2 separate regions of the Homo sapiens genome follow, and region 1 is linked to region 2. The links are chromatin contacts, found by Hi-C in ENCODE. All regions are on one chromosome and are shown on one strand. Each heading gives the region's core, a stretch centred on a gene start or an enhancer-like site at or near the end of the contact. The rest is flanking DNA. Distances are from core to core; before and after follow the strand shown.

Evidence for each region. Hi-C counts contacts between places; a loop is a spot of excess contacts on that map. Pooled maps may share reads with other maps.
Region 1: a loop to region 2 is called in a map with no recorded cell type, with 6 times the contacts of the local background. The contact joins two enhancer-like sites. A Hi-C loop is called at or near these places in 4 of 37 single-sample maps with no recorded cell type and 3 of 50 pooled maps.

The regions. Positions count from the first base shown.
Region 1 is chr18:3,523,476-3,530,130 of GRCh38, forward strand. The region is part of intron 10 of DLGAP1 (DLG associated protein 1); the gene reads right to left. Among named protein-coding and RNA genes, the nearest start is that of GAPLINC, 61 kb to the left of the region's middle. RefSeq lists an enhancer at 2,688-3,432 and a silencer at 3,196-3,490. Within about 2 kb of position 3,301, at least 5 of the 41 ENCODE cell types and tissues checked have a DNase peak (open chromatin) inside an H3K27ac peak, as active enhancers do.
Region 2 is chr18:3,176,148-3,182,842 of GRCh38, forward strand. The region is part of intron 5 of MYOM1 (myomesin 1); the gene reads right to left. Among named protein-coding and RNA genes, the nearest start is that of MYOM1, 40 kb to the right of the region's middle. RefSeq lists enhancers at 1,653-1,772, 1,793-2,182. Within about 2 kb of position 1,949, at least 14 of the 41 ENCODE cell types and tissues checked have a DNase peak (open chromatin) inside an H3K27ac peak, as active enhancers do.

The DNA.
Region 1 (6,655 bases), core at 2,051-4,550, 350 kb after region 2:
TAAATCCAAAATTAATGAAGAACTCTTACAACTCAATAGCAAGAAAGCAACTAACCCCAAAAAACTCAATTTAAAAATGGGCAAAGGTCCGACCAGGTGCGGTGGCTCACGCCTGTAATCCCAGCACTTTGGGAGGCCAAGGAGGGCGGATCACGAGGTCAGGAGATCGAGACCATCCTGGCTAACACGGTGAAACCCCGTCTCTACTAAAAATACAAAAAATTAGCCAGGCGTGGTGGCGTGCGCCCGTAGTCCCAGCTACACTGGGAGGCTGAGGCAGGAGAATGGTGTGAACTCAGAAGGCGGAGCTTGCAGTGAGCTGAGATAGCGCCACTGCACTCCAGCCTGGGCGACAGAGCAAGACTCTGTCTCAAAAAAAAAAAAAAGGAGGGCAAAGGTCCTTGACACAGGGTTTGAACAAGACAAAACAAAAACAAACAAACAAAACCAGAAGAAACAAAAATGGGCAAAAGATCTGAACAGACATTTCTCTAAAGGAAACATAACAACAGGCCAGGTGCATTTGCTCTTCTCTGTAATCCCAGCATTTTTGGAGGCCAAGGCAGGAAGAATGTTTGAGCCCAGGTGTTCAAGACCAGCCCAGGCAACATAGTGAGATCTTGTATCCACAAATAAGAATTTTTAAAAAATTAGTTGGGTCTGATGGCACACATCTGTGGTCCCAGCTACTCAGGAGACTGAGGTGGGAGAACTGATTGAGCCTGGGCAGTTAAGTCTGCAGTAAGCTATCATCACACCACTGCACTCCAGCCTTGGTGACAAAGTGAGACCTTGTTTCAATTAAAAAAAAAAGAAAGAAAGAAATTGTGGTATATATATACCACATATATATAGTGAATATTATTCAGCCCTAAAAAAGAAGGAGCTCCTGCCATTTGCCACAACATAGATGGACTGGAGGACCTTATGCTAAGTAAAATTATCTTGTATTAGGGCGTCTTGTGGAATAAGTAGACTTTAGCTGCTCTTTCACAAAAAAAGTAACTATGTGAGATGACAGATATGTTAATTTGCTTCATAATAGTCACCAACTTACTTTCTATCTGTATTCAATAGCATATAAACCTCAAATATACACAAAATTTATTTCAAAAATATCGAGTCAGGTAGGCACAGTGGCTCTTGCCTATAATCCCAGCACTTTGAGTGGCTGAGGCAGGCAGATCGCTTGAACCTAGGAGTTCAAGACCAGACTGGGTAACATTGTGAGACCCTGTCTCAATAAATAAATAAATGAAAGTCATGTGGATTTGTCATTCTGAGTCTGTGTGATTTCATGGCATTGGGATTATCCATGTGGAGACATTCTCATTTACGAGTGTGTCCTTGCGGCAAAAATTTCCCCAACCTACTGCCCAGCAGCTGCTTCTCAGACACACTTGTGATCCGGAGCTGCCATCAACAAAACGTCTCCATAGAAAACGTGGATCTGTTTCATTCCTGACTGGCAGTTGCTGATCTGCATTGCACAACAGTGCTTTTTTTGTTTTGTTTTGTTTTTAGCTGAAACTTGGTGGCTAATGAATAAAGAATGGATTCTCTAGTAGAAGTTTTCCCATAGACTAACACCAGAGTTTCCACAGTGTTCTGGGGGAAAAAAAAAAAAATCAACAACATTATTTTGTTTTTAAAGAGCAAGTTTTTCAAAAACTCAGCTAATTTTAATTTTTTTTTCCCAGTTCCAACCCCTCCAGGAGCCTTACTCGTAGAAGATGGTCATTCTTTGGATCAATATCTTGACTTATATCAGCCACGAAATGGTAGCATCATATACATCATATAGATAAAGACAGTTTTGAGCCTTTGAAAGTTGGATGAAATGAAATTAGTTTCTATTTCCCTAGGTAATCTAAATGAAAAAAACTGTATATTTTATTTGAAGTCCATTGCATTTATTGCATTTATTTTTTAATTTATTTTCGACATGGAGTTTTGCTCTGTCACCCAGGCTGGAGTGCAGTGGCGTGATCTCGGCTCACTGCAACCTCCACCTCCTGGGTTCAAGCAGTTCTCCTTCCTCAGCCTCCCGAGTAGCTGGGATTACATGCATGCACCACCAAGCCCAGCTAATTTTTGTATTTTTAGTAGAGACGGAGTTTCAACCATGTTGGCCAGGCTGGTCTCCAACTCCTGACCTCGTGATCTGCCTGCCTCGGCCTCCCAAAGTGCTGGGATTATAGGCATGAGCCACTGCGCCCCACCAGTCCATTGCATTTATATTTCACAGAAACAGTTATTGGAGAAAATGATAGGAGGTCTTGCTCCGTGAGCCAGTCCCTCTCTTTGCCATCTCTGGAATGACAGAAACACCACTGGCCTAGGAACAGATCTGTTTCCAGGCCCAGTTCTGCCCCCAATTAACCACATCACTTCACCTCTTCATGCTTTCGTGCCCTCCTGAGCTGGGAGACACCACCCTCAAGAAGCACATCCACAAAAGGATGGTGTCTAATGGCCTTCTGGCACCAGCGCTGTGCAAAGCGGCATGAATGGAGCATTCTCAAGGTTAAACATATGGCACATTACAGCCGATTTCCTTTTCATTACTGCCACTTCCTCTGCGGTCACTAATTTCAGGTTGTCTGGAGCTTACAAAAAGAGACATGCAAGTATGTGTGTCTGTGTGTGTGGTGGAGTGGGAGGGACCTTTTGAGGGTTCATTGCAAGAGTTAGATGAGAATAAAACAGAAAGGAGCTAGGCTAGAATGCAGCCATTGCTCCCCACTTAGAAACACACACGGGCTGGAGGCAGATGAATTGCAGAACTCACAGATACAGCTTTGTCTGCCACCCACTGTTTCACAGGCCGCAGAGACACAGCAGAGGCAATCCCAGGCGGATAAACCCTGGGTGATGGCACCGATAGACCATCACAATGACTGTGCACAGTTTCCGTAACCAAACCTGAAACCAGGCAAACCCCATTTCAGGTGTCATTACCAGCCCCGCATTCGCTGCCAAGGGTCCCAAGCCTTCTAGGGGACTGAAGGCCAAGTTTCACTAGCTTGGATGCTATTACCAGGCAAAATTAAAGTGGAAGAATTAATCTGCCTCCGGCACATGCTCTAGGTTTATCAGTTTGTTTCAGATAAAGCCTGAAAATTCCACGTATTTGTTGTCTACAATTCAGAAGGCAAAGACAGATTTAGAAGTACAATCACCGGTATTTCATCTTAGGGCCATTGAAACCTGAGCCTATGTTCTTTCCCCACAGTGGTAGACTGCATTCCTAGTTGGAGGCATTCAGCTCCATCTGGTCGTTTCATCCCCGGTTAGATAATACCAGACGTATCTATGTAACATACAAGCCACTGTCAAATAGCACTGAGCCATCTCCCTGAGACAGCTGTTTCACACAAGGGCTTCATTGTCTGAGAAGAGCTCGTATCATTTTACTTCAAGTGCTGCGGGAACAAGCATTCTGTCAGCTGTCTTGGCTTGGAGGAAACCTCACTCACTGCAGTTTCATTATTTTATTATCAAGCCAAAAAAAAAAAGGTACTGTCGACGGTTGGGGTTGAAGGTTTAAAACAAGAACTAAAGTCTTTGCTCTGCTTTGCATTTATCAGGGAAAACAGTAACTCCAGGCACCCAAAGAATGTATAGTTACACTGTTCAAAAGATAGCTTGAGGCTCCTGGCTACTCCAAATGCTTGTTTTCGGTCTGCCTTTTGTTACCCACATTTAGTCAGTTTCAGGTGAACTAGGAAGGTGTTTTCCAGCCCTGTGAGGCCAAAAGCAGCTGTCACAATTAGCATAATGACATCACAAAATAATTAATAACTAAATAACTATTTAAAATTAGATAGACTCTTTCTTCTTCAACTCTCTAATAGAGAAAGATGATTACAACTACCCCACATGCAATATCTGAACCTCAAATTTCCAGTGAGTAAACAGGTTATTTTCCAAACTTTTTTTTTTTTTTTTTTTTTTGCCATGGATGCACTGTATTTTGAATTCAGGGAGTCAATTAACAAAATACATTCTTACATGAATATGAACATGAACATGGTTGTTCTGCTTATCTTTAGCTGCTGCTGCCTATTTCTGAGTTTTTGTTTTTTTAGTTTTTTTTGTTTTGTTTTGTGTTTGTTGTTTTTTGTTTGTTTGAGACAGAGTCTCCCTCTGTCTCCCAGGCTGGAGTGCAGTGGCACGATCACGGCTCACTGTAGCCTCGACCTCCTGGGCTCAAGCAATGCTCTCACCTCAGCCTCATGAGTAGCTGGGACCACAGGTGCATGCCACCAAGCCTGCCTAATTAAAAAAATATATATTTTTGTAGAGATAGGGTCTCTGTTGCCCAGGCCAATCTTGGACTCCTGGGCTCAAGCGATCCTCATGGCATGGCCTCCCAAAGTTCTGGGATTACAGGCAGGAGCCACCACGCCCAGTGGGGGTATTTTAAAATTGTGATAAAATAGACATAAGATTTGCCATTTTAACCACAGTGAAGTGTACCATTCGGAGGCATTATGTACATTCACCAAACATTTTAAAATATTTAAAAATTGGGATAATTCTGGTACCCCACAAAATAAATTGCGTGATTAGAATCTTCCGTTTTTTCCCTCTATCCTATTTATCTTTTCATGATGACTTCAAGACCAGATCTCCTGGGGGGATTTTGTTATGGCACCACGTTTGTCAGGCACCCTGAAGAGAGGCCCTCCTTCTGCAGGTCTGAAACATCCCTTGGCTTGGCCAAGGGATAGAGGTATCTGTACTTGACCCATTTATCGAAGCTATTTTTCTGGTGTGCACAGAATTAAAACAAACAAAAGCTGGTTGCTTAGAATTTGGCTATGCCTGCCAAGTGGGATTGGCCTCTCTTCCTTACCGCCCCTCTTACAAAAAAAGAAAAGGTTAAGTCAGAGAATTGGTGAAACAAAGGCCCTCTGCAACTCTAGGCCCAGTTATCAGAACAGAGTGGTGCTTGCCAAGGAGTCAGGGACAGATCTGCATGGCGGGCTTTAAGGAGGACAGTGCCAGGCAACGCAAAGTATCATTATCTTGTCAAATGTTATTCATGTGTATCTGTTCTATCAGACACTTCTGTTTTCTGTGACCTTGGACAAGATACTGCCAGAGAACTGTTGTGAGGGCAAATAAAACAGCACCTGTCAAAGTCTCTAGGCCATCGTCAGGGGTATTGTGAGGGCAAGATGAATATTCTTTCATGCACTGATATTTTCCCTTCTTCCTGGAGAGGGTTGCTACTGCTTTATGGTCCAATTCTCCCTGATCTGGATTGGCCGCATTTGAAATTGGTGACTCTGTCCTGGGCGCAGGGTTTGCCACGGCACTGACTAGAATTTTGGAATCCCAGTAGTTTGAAGCTCCTATTTCGTGTCTCTCAAAGTATGAAAAAATAGAGAAAGCCTTCAAGTGTTTGTGGAATGGAACTGTGTCTTAAGAATGAGACAGGACACACAAGGTTCATCTGGACTAGCCACCTGTCCCACACGGAAGTGCTTTCCATCACTTCTGTGGCAGGTGCCCATCTCTCTCTTCCACATCCTTGTCCTGATCAGAAGAGCTCATCATCTGTCACGGGAACACCTTTCCAGCTTTTGGCAACAAGAACTGTTAGTTACTTGCTATGGTCTGAATGTCTGTGCTCCTCTAAAACTCATATGTTGAAACCTAATTACCAATGTATAAATAGTAAGACAGGGGGCCTATAGGAGGTGAGTTGGTCACAGGGGCAGAGTCCTCATGAATAGGGTTACTACGCTTATCAAGGAGGCCCAGGAAGCTTGTCTGCTGCCTCCATCGTGAGGCTGCAGCAAGAAGGCGCCATCTTTGAAACAGAGAGCAGCCCTTGCCAGACACCAAACCTGCCAGTATCTTAATCTTGAACTTCCCAGCCTCCAGAACTGTGAGCAATAAATTTCTATTGTTTATAAATTACCCAGTCTAGGGTATTTTGTTATAGCAGCCTGAAAGGACTGAGGTATTACTTATTGAAGTTTTTTTTTAGCTAATTAGGAAGAAAGGTTTTGCTAAGTAAAATACTTTTATAAAACAGAATTTCCAGAATATTTCAAGGACTCAAATACATATTTACTGATCCCCTGTTATGCGTCAGAGGGTCTGGTGATATGAAGATGAGTAAGACAAGAATAATTTCTGTTTTCAGAAAGCTTACTTTTTAGTGGAAGAGAAAGATACATCGGTTATTATAAAATAATGTGGGAAGTACCTGAAGGACAAATACACAGGGCATTACAGGAGCACCAGGGCGATACCCAGTTCAGCTTGAACAACAAATTAGGCCTGGAACAACAGATGGTTGGGCAGTTCCCTCATGTTCATTATCTTGGGACTTTGCCAGCAGTGTACATTTCAAAATACAAATACGTTTCTCTTTCATCCTGAACATAGGCTGAGAAGCTGGTTTTCTGACAAGATTTTCAACCTTTCAAATATATGTTATTGTATTACAATACAACTGACTTGTTTTCCTAGCTCCTTTAGTTTTTCCTAAATCTTTATACAATGAGTATCCTCACACATCATTATAGAGTTGGGTTGAGAGAGGTAGATCAAGTCTCAGACTGAAAGGCCCATTAAAAGAAAACAACAGATAAGTAGTTTCCAAGAGTCCTGTTGAAAGCCAGCCAGGAGCTGG
Region 2 (6,695 bases), core at 699-3,198:
GAAACAAAATGAAGTAAGTTGAAGTGTAAACAACTTCATGATTAAACACACACACAATTCTTGTTCTTGCAGGAACATCTGTAAACAGGGCACTGAGGGTAGCAGCAGCATCGATTAAATAAATGTAAATCATATTGGCTTACGTGAAGTGCACCAGCAATACATCACACTTCTTGATGAAGTGCTTTCCCCTCCTCTATAAACTTACATGAAAAATGTTGACGATTCACAGCAATATGGCTGAATATCATGTAACATAGTTACCGAAAAAAGCCAGTTACAAAACAGTGCACAGCAGAATGATTGCTTTTATATAGAATACAAAAACAAAAAACTAATTAATGCTACTAGAAATCAGTAGTGTGTTGGGACGCAAGAAGGAGGCTTCTTGGGTGTCAATAATGTTTATTGATTTGGGTGTCAGTTACATGGGTGTGTGCAATCTACAAAAATTCACTAAAGCAATTCATTTGTAAAAGTGTGCAGTCTTTGGGAAGCCGAGGCGGGCAAATCACTTGAGGTCAGGAGTTTGAGACCAGCCTGGCCAACGTGGTGAAATACCATCTCTACTAGTAATACTAAAAATTAGCCAGGCATGGTAGCACACACCTGTAATCCCAGCTACTCAGGAGGCTCAGGCACAAGAATTGTTTGAACCCAGGAGGCGGAGGTTGCAGTGAGCTGAGATTGTGCCACTGCACTCCAGCCTGGGCGACGGAGTGAGACTCCATCTCGAAAAAAAAAAATTTGCAGTATATAATATGCACACTTTTTGTGTGCATGTTATATTATAATTTAAAAGGTTTTAGGCCAGGCATGGTGGCTTATGCATGTAATTCCTGTAATCCCAGCACTTTGGGAGGCTGAAGTGGAAGAATCACTTGAGGCCAGGAGTTTGTGACCAGCCTGGGCAATAAGCAAGACCCTGAATCTACAAAAACTACAAAAAATTAGCTGAGTGTAAACCTGTAGTCCCAACTACTTTGGAGGCTGCAGTGGGAGAATAGCTTGAGCCTGAGAGGCTGAGGCTGCAGTGAGCTATGATCGCACCACTGCACTCCAGCCTGGGCAACAGAGTGAGACCGTGTCTTAAAATAAATAAAACAAACAAACAAATAAGCTTTTTAAAAATAAATAAAACAAATAAATACATAAATAAGCTTTTTAAAAAGTTGACCACTATTGATGTAACAGAGAGGAAGGCTTTCTGTTGGGGGTTTTATTGCTGGCTATCTGTGTAGGATGAGAGCAAAACATTCTTCCTGCTAACATTCTTGCATGTTGTTAGAAGCAATATCATTATTATTATTATTATTATTATTATTATTATTATTATTATTTGAGACAGAGTTTCACTCTTGTTGCCCAGGCTGGAGTGCAATGGCATCATCTTGGCTCACTGCAAACTCCACCTCCCGGGTTCAAGTGATTCTCCTGCCTCAGCCTCCCCAGTAGCTGGGATTACAGGCACCGGCCACTACGCCTGGCTAGTTTTTTGTATTTTTAGTACAGATGGGGTTTCACCATGTTGGTCAGGCTGATCTCGAACCCCTGACCTCAGGTCATCCACCTGCCTTGACCTCCCAAAGTGCTGGGATTACAGGTGTGAGCCACTATGCTCGGCCTGCAATATCATTGTATTGAACGATCATTATATTTAAGTGTTTTATTCAATGTCATAAACAAACATGGCTCTTGCCTTGGAAGAATTTATAATATAAATCATGAAAGGAAACTTCTGACAAGTAAGAGCTGAAAGCCTCCCTTTTTCTGACTGTTCCATATCTGGTTAAGCCTCACAGCCCTCGGAGAGTGGACTACGCAGGCGGGCCTCTCCCTGGGACCCTGTCTTCTGGGTCTGTACGTGGCGCCTGGATTCTTCACCACTTCCTCATGTTCTCAGTAGCCAGTGGCTATGGTGCTGGACCAGGCTTTTCTACTTAAACCATTTTCTGCCCAAAAGAGGAACTGGGTTTCACTTGTTTCCCTTTCAGACAGCCCACTTCGCACGCACAGATGACGTCAATAACCCTGATTAACATAGCTGACACAGAGAATTGACTATGAGCCAGGCAATGCTCTAAGCGCTTTATGCATACATTGGTAAGTTCAGTTCTCACAACCACCGTATGAGATAGTGCTGTTTTTAACCTCATTTTCCAGATGAAGAAACCAAGGCATGGGGGTTTCAGGAACTTGCCCAGTCACACAGCCAGGAACAGCAGAGGAGGGATTTGAACCGGCAGCCTGGCTGCTGACCCACATGATGCTTCCATTTTCCAATTGTTCTGTCTGCATTTCATTTCTTCAGACTTGTGGACACGATCATAAGGAGGTTTGGGAGTAGGGAACATGATGGAAAGGGAGAGGAAGGAAGAATACTGGCTTCAGTCAGCTCCTTCCTTTCCCCAGCTCTCTCTCTCACATACACATACACCCCTCCGTCCCTAAAGCACGTTATTCATTTTCTACACTTAAAACAAACAAACACTCTCCTCCATATAACAGAACCCGAACTCATCCTTCAAGATTCAGATCAAATGCAACTTCTTCAATAAACTCTTCCCTAAAATATGACACAGTATGAATCGTTCCTGCCTCTCTGCATCAGGGTTCCTTGCTTCAAGTTACTAAATATAACATTTATCAAAATTATGGTTGGATATGTGTCTCTTCTATTATGTTGCCAAACCTTTGAGGTTGGGATTGTGTCTGATCCACATTTACTTTTTTTTTTTGAGACAGTGTCTCGCTCTGTCTCCCATGCTGGAGTGCAATGGTGTGATTATAGCTCCCTGCAACCTCCACCTCCCAGGCTCGAGCAATCTTCCCACCTCAGACTACCAAGTAGCTGGGACTACAAGTGTGCACCACCACACTCAGCTAATTTTTTCTATTTTTTGTAGAGACAGGCTCTTGCTATGTTGCCTATGCTGGTCTTAAACTCCTGGGCTCAAGCAATCCTCCCACCTCGGCCTCCCAAAATGCTAGGATTACAGCCATGAGCCACTGTGCCTGGCCTGATCCACATTTACTTCTATTCCTACTCCTGAGGAAGAATGAGTCATGGGCAAACAGCAGGCGCTCAGAATTGGTTAAATTTGGTTGAACAGAATTAGCACGTAATGCAATAGATTAATTGTAGCTTCATAATTTTTTGTCTGAGAGAACAGAGTTCTGACAAGCATATATGTCATGATATGGATGATTTTATTTTAAATAAATAGCGATGAGGTCTCACTATGTTGCTCAAGTTGGTCTCAAATTCCTGGGCTCAAGCGATCCCCCTGCCTCAGCCTCCCAAAGTTGGATGATTTTAAATAAATGCACACGAAGAAAGTAAGTTGACAGTCTCAGTTCCCTCAGATGTGAAATGGAGAGGGTGGGACTGGCTTAAGAATCGCAGCTGTGTGGCAGGTGCAGCAACATAACCTTCTCCAAACACAGAAGACCCTGCAAGTTGATGCAGTGCTATTTCCTGCCAGCAGCTTCAGACAGCTGTCTCAACATGGCTCGAGCAGACAGGACTATCTGATCAGAGATGGCCTGGAAAAAGAAATCCACTGGCCACTTCTAATCTCCCGCATTCCCCGTTTAGATGAAGTACAGGGTAGAACATGTTAATTGGCATGCTCTTCTTCTATAATTGGTTTAGGTAATTTCACACTGGACTCAAGCTCACTCTGGCTCTGCTCTTTCTTGTGCTGGAGGGTTTTCAGTGGTTCCTCTTTGCCTAAGAAAAGCGCTGTGATACCAACGGCTGTGACATGTGCTGTTTGACCAAATGACTCAGTGACACTCAATTCGGCTTCGGATCAAAAGTATTGCTCATATCTCTATAAAATTTTCATTACAAAGTATTCTGCAGGTCAGCAGTGGCAGTTCATGCCTGTAATCCCAGAACTTTGGGAGGCTGAAGCAGGAGGATCGTTTGAGGCCAGGAGTTCGAGACCAGCTGGGTAACATGGCAAGACTCCATGACTGTAAAAAATGAATTTTTAAAAATAAAATAAAAAACTATTTTGCAGCTCCCATAGTTGCTTCACCATCCTTTCTTTCCATTACTACTCAATTTAGCACCCTAATACCTTTTCCCCAGCTAACAACTTTTCTATTATCACCACATGGCAAGAGAAATGGGTTTAAAATACACACACACCACACATCACTTTGACTGCAGAGCTTGTAGTCTTTTCTCTGGAGCTCCAGATACCAATGTGAGAAATTCTTCATTTAAAGCGGTGGTCAAGGATTAAGTCAGAAAGGTATTTGATTCTATTCTCCAAAGAATTCCACCCAGTGAGGCATTTAGGTTTGCAGTCACTTGAGACTGGCTATCTTTAGCTTTAAGTCAGGGAAGAAAAGAAGGATTTGGGGCCTGTTCTGTATATACTTCACAGCTTGTTATTTCTAGAACATGAAATTCCAAGCTGAGTAGTCATCGGCTAATTTTGGAGGTTAATCCACACCCTGGGATTACATATCAAAAGCTTTCTTAAATCCCTGTGAATATTCAGATGTATACTATCTCCCTTATCATTTTTATGTAATGTCTATGAATTGCTAATGAGCTTTCAGTATACTATAAGTTTTTCCAGTGACATTTCCTTTATGTGTGTAAAACACACAATTCTCCCAGACAAATGTCAGTTTGGATGTTGGGCCGAGTTTATAGTATGGGGTCACAGTAAAAGCTCTTTGGCAGTGTAAAGCATGATCAAGCAAAAGACTTCACAAAAATTATTTTCTACCCACAAATAATGCACACCGAGATGATCTTTTTTTTTTTTTTTGAGACGGAGTCTTACTTACTCTGTCACCCAGGCTGAAGAGCAGTGGCACGATCTGTGCTCACTGCAACCTCCGCCTTCCGGGTTCAAGTGGTTCCCCTGCCTCAGCCTCCCAAGTAGCTGGGACTATAGGAGCGTGCCACCACGTCCAGCTACTTTTTGTATTTTTAGTAGACATGGGCTTTCACCATGTTGGCCAGGCTGGTCTCAAACTCCTGACCTCAGGTGATCTGCCTGCTTCGGCCCCCAAAGTGCTGGGATTACAGGCATGAACCACCACGCCCGGCCAAAGATGATCTTTAATATACTGAATCTCACCACAAATGAGATTGCTGCTTATAATCCAACCTGTTTTGAGTAAATCACTCTAGACCCACTTTAAAAACTATCTGAGAGAGATTGAGAGAGAGAGAGAGATCCCATTGGGATAGATTTTGGAATTAAGTAAATAAGAAAAATCCAAAGTAAAACTCCAAATCCTTATGTTGGAAAACTGTTGTAAATTGTAAATAATTTGTGTTAACCATTTTAAATATAAGCTGTTTTTTCTATGATAATATGGTAGTAACTGCTAAATTTGAATATGTGATTAATAATTCTAATCTTGAAAATAAACTCAATGCATGATTCTATTATGAAATTTACAAACCCTCATAATTTGTGAGAATAGAAGAGTTTTCTGAATCTCTGCCTTTGTAACTATTTTATTCCTAGGTTTTGAATTATTATAATGGGCTTAATGACACATTTCTTTAAGTATCTATTTGACAACGACCTTTGGGTGAAACTGAATAATTTTTTTTTTTTTTTTTTTTGAGACAGGGTCTTGCTCTGTCCCCCAGGCTGTAGCGCAGTGGTGCGATCTCACTCACTGCAACTTCCACCTCCCAGATTCAAGCAATTCTCCTGCCTCAGCCTCCTGTGTAGCTGGTACTACAGGTTCCTGCCACCACACCCGGCTAATTTTTGTACTTTTAGTACAGATGGAGTTTCACCATGTTGGCCAGGCTGGTCTCGAACTCTGGACCTCAGGTAATCCGCCCGACTCGGCCTCCTAAAGAGCTGGGATTACAGGCGTGAGCCCTCGCGCCTGGCTGAAACTGAAGAATTTTAAACATGTATTATAAATGCTTTGCTTGAGGATCTAGTCCAGTGTCCAACATATAGATATGAAAACATGAGTGCCGAGTGAGTGAATGACAGGTACACACTGATACCAACACATTGCTCCAATGAGTTTTCCTGATCTTCCTGCAGGCTACAATCAAGATTTCCATGGACAAATTCAATCTAGGCTTCAGGCCAGAAACCCAAATGAATCCTGCTCTTTAAAAAGTATGCCTGTCATGAGGTGAGGGGAGGGGGAGGGATAGCATTGGGAGATATACCTAATGTAAATGACGAGTTGATGGGTGCAGTACACCAACATGGCACATGTATACATATGTAACAAACCTGCACGTTGTGCACATGTACCCTAGAACTTAAAGTATTATAATAATAATAAAAAGTATACAATTAACACTATTCTCTCCTTTTAAAGAAAACTTTTTCCTTCTCCACTATTTCACATAATGTTTAAAATCTGACTAGGTAATACGTTTACATGGTTCAAGAACCAGAAAGAACTAAGGGTGCACAGTGAACCCTTCCTGGTAACTTCCTAGAACTTTTGTCCCTTTGACAAGGCTCCCCCTCAGGGTCAATAGCTTTTCTTGGGTTCTTCCATATCCTTCCAGAATTTCATTATGCAAATAAAACAAAAACAAACATAAATGCTTTTTTCTTCCCCCTTTAAACAGAAAGACTCTTATTATACAAGTTATTACATAAATGTACCCTATTAAATTTTAAAACTTTAATTTTTTTCACTACATATGTATTTTCCCTTCTATGTCGACAGAG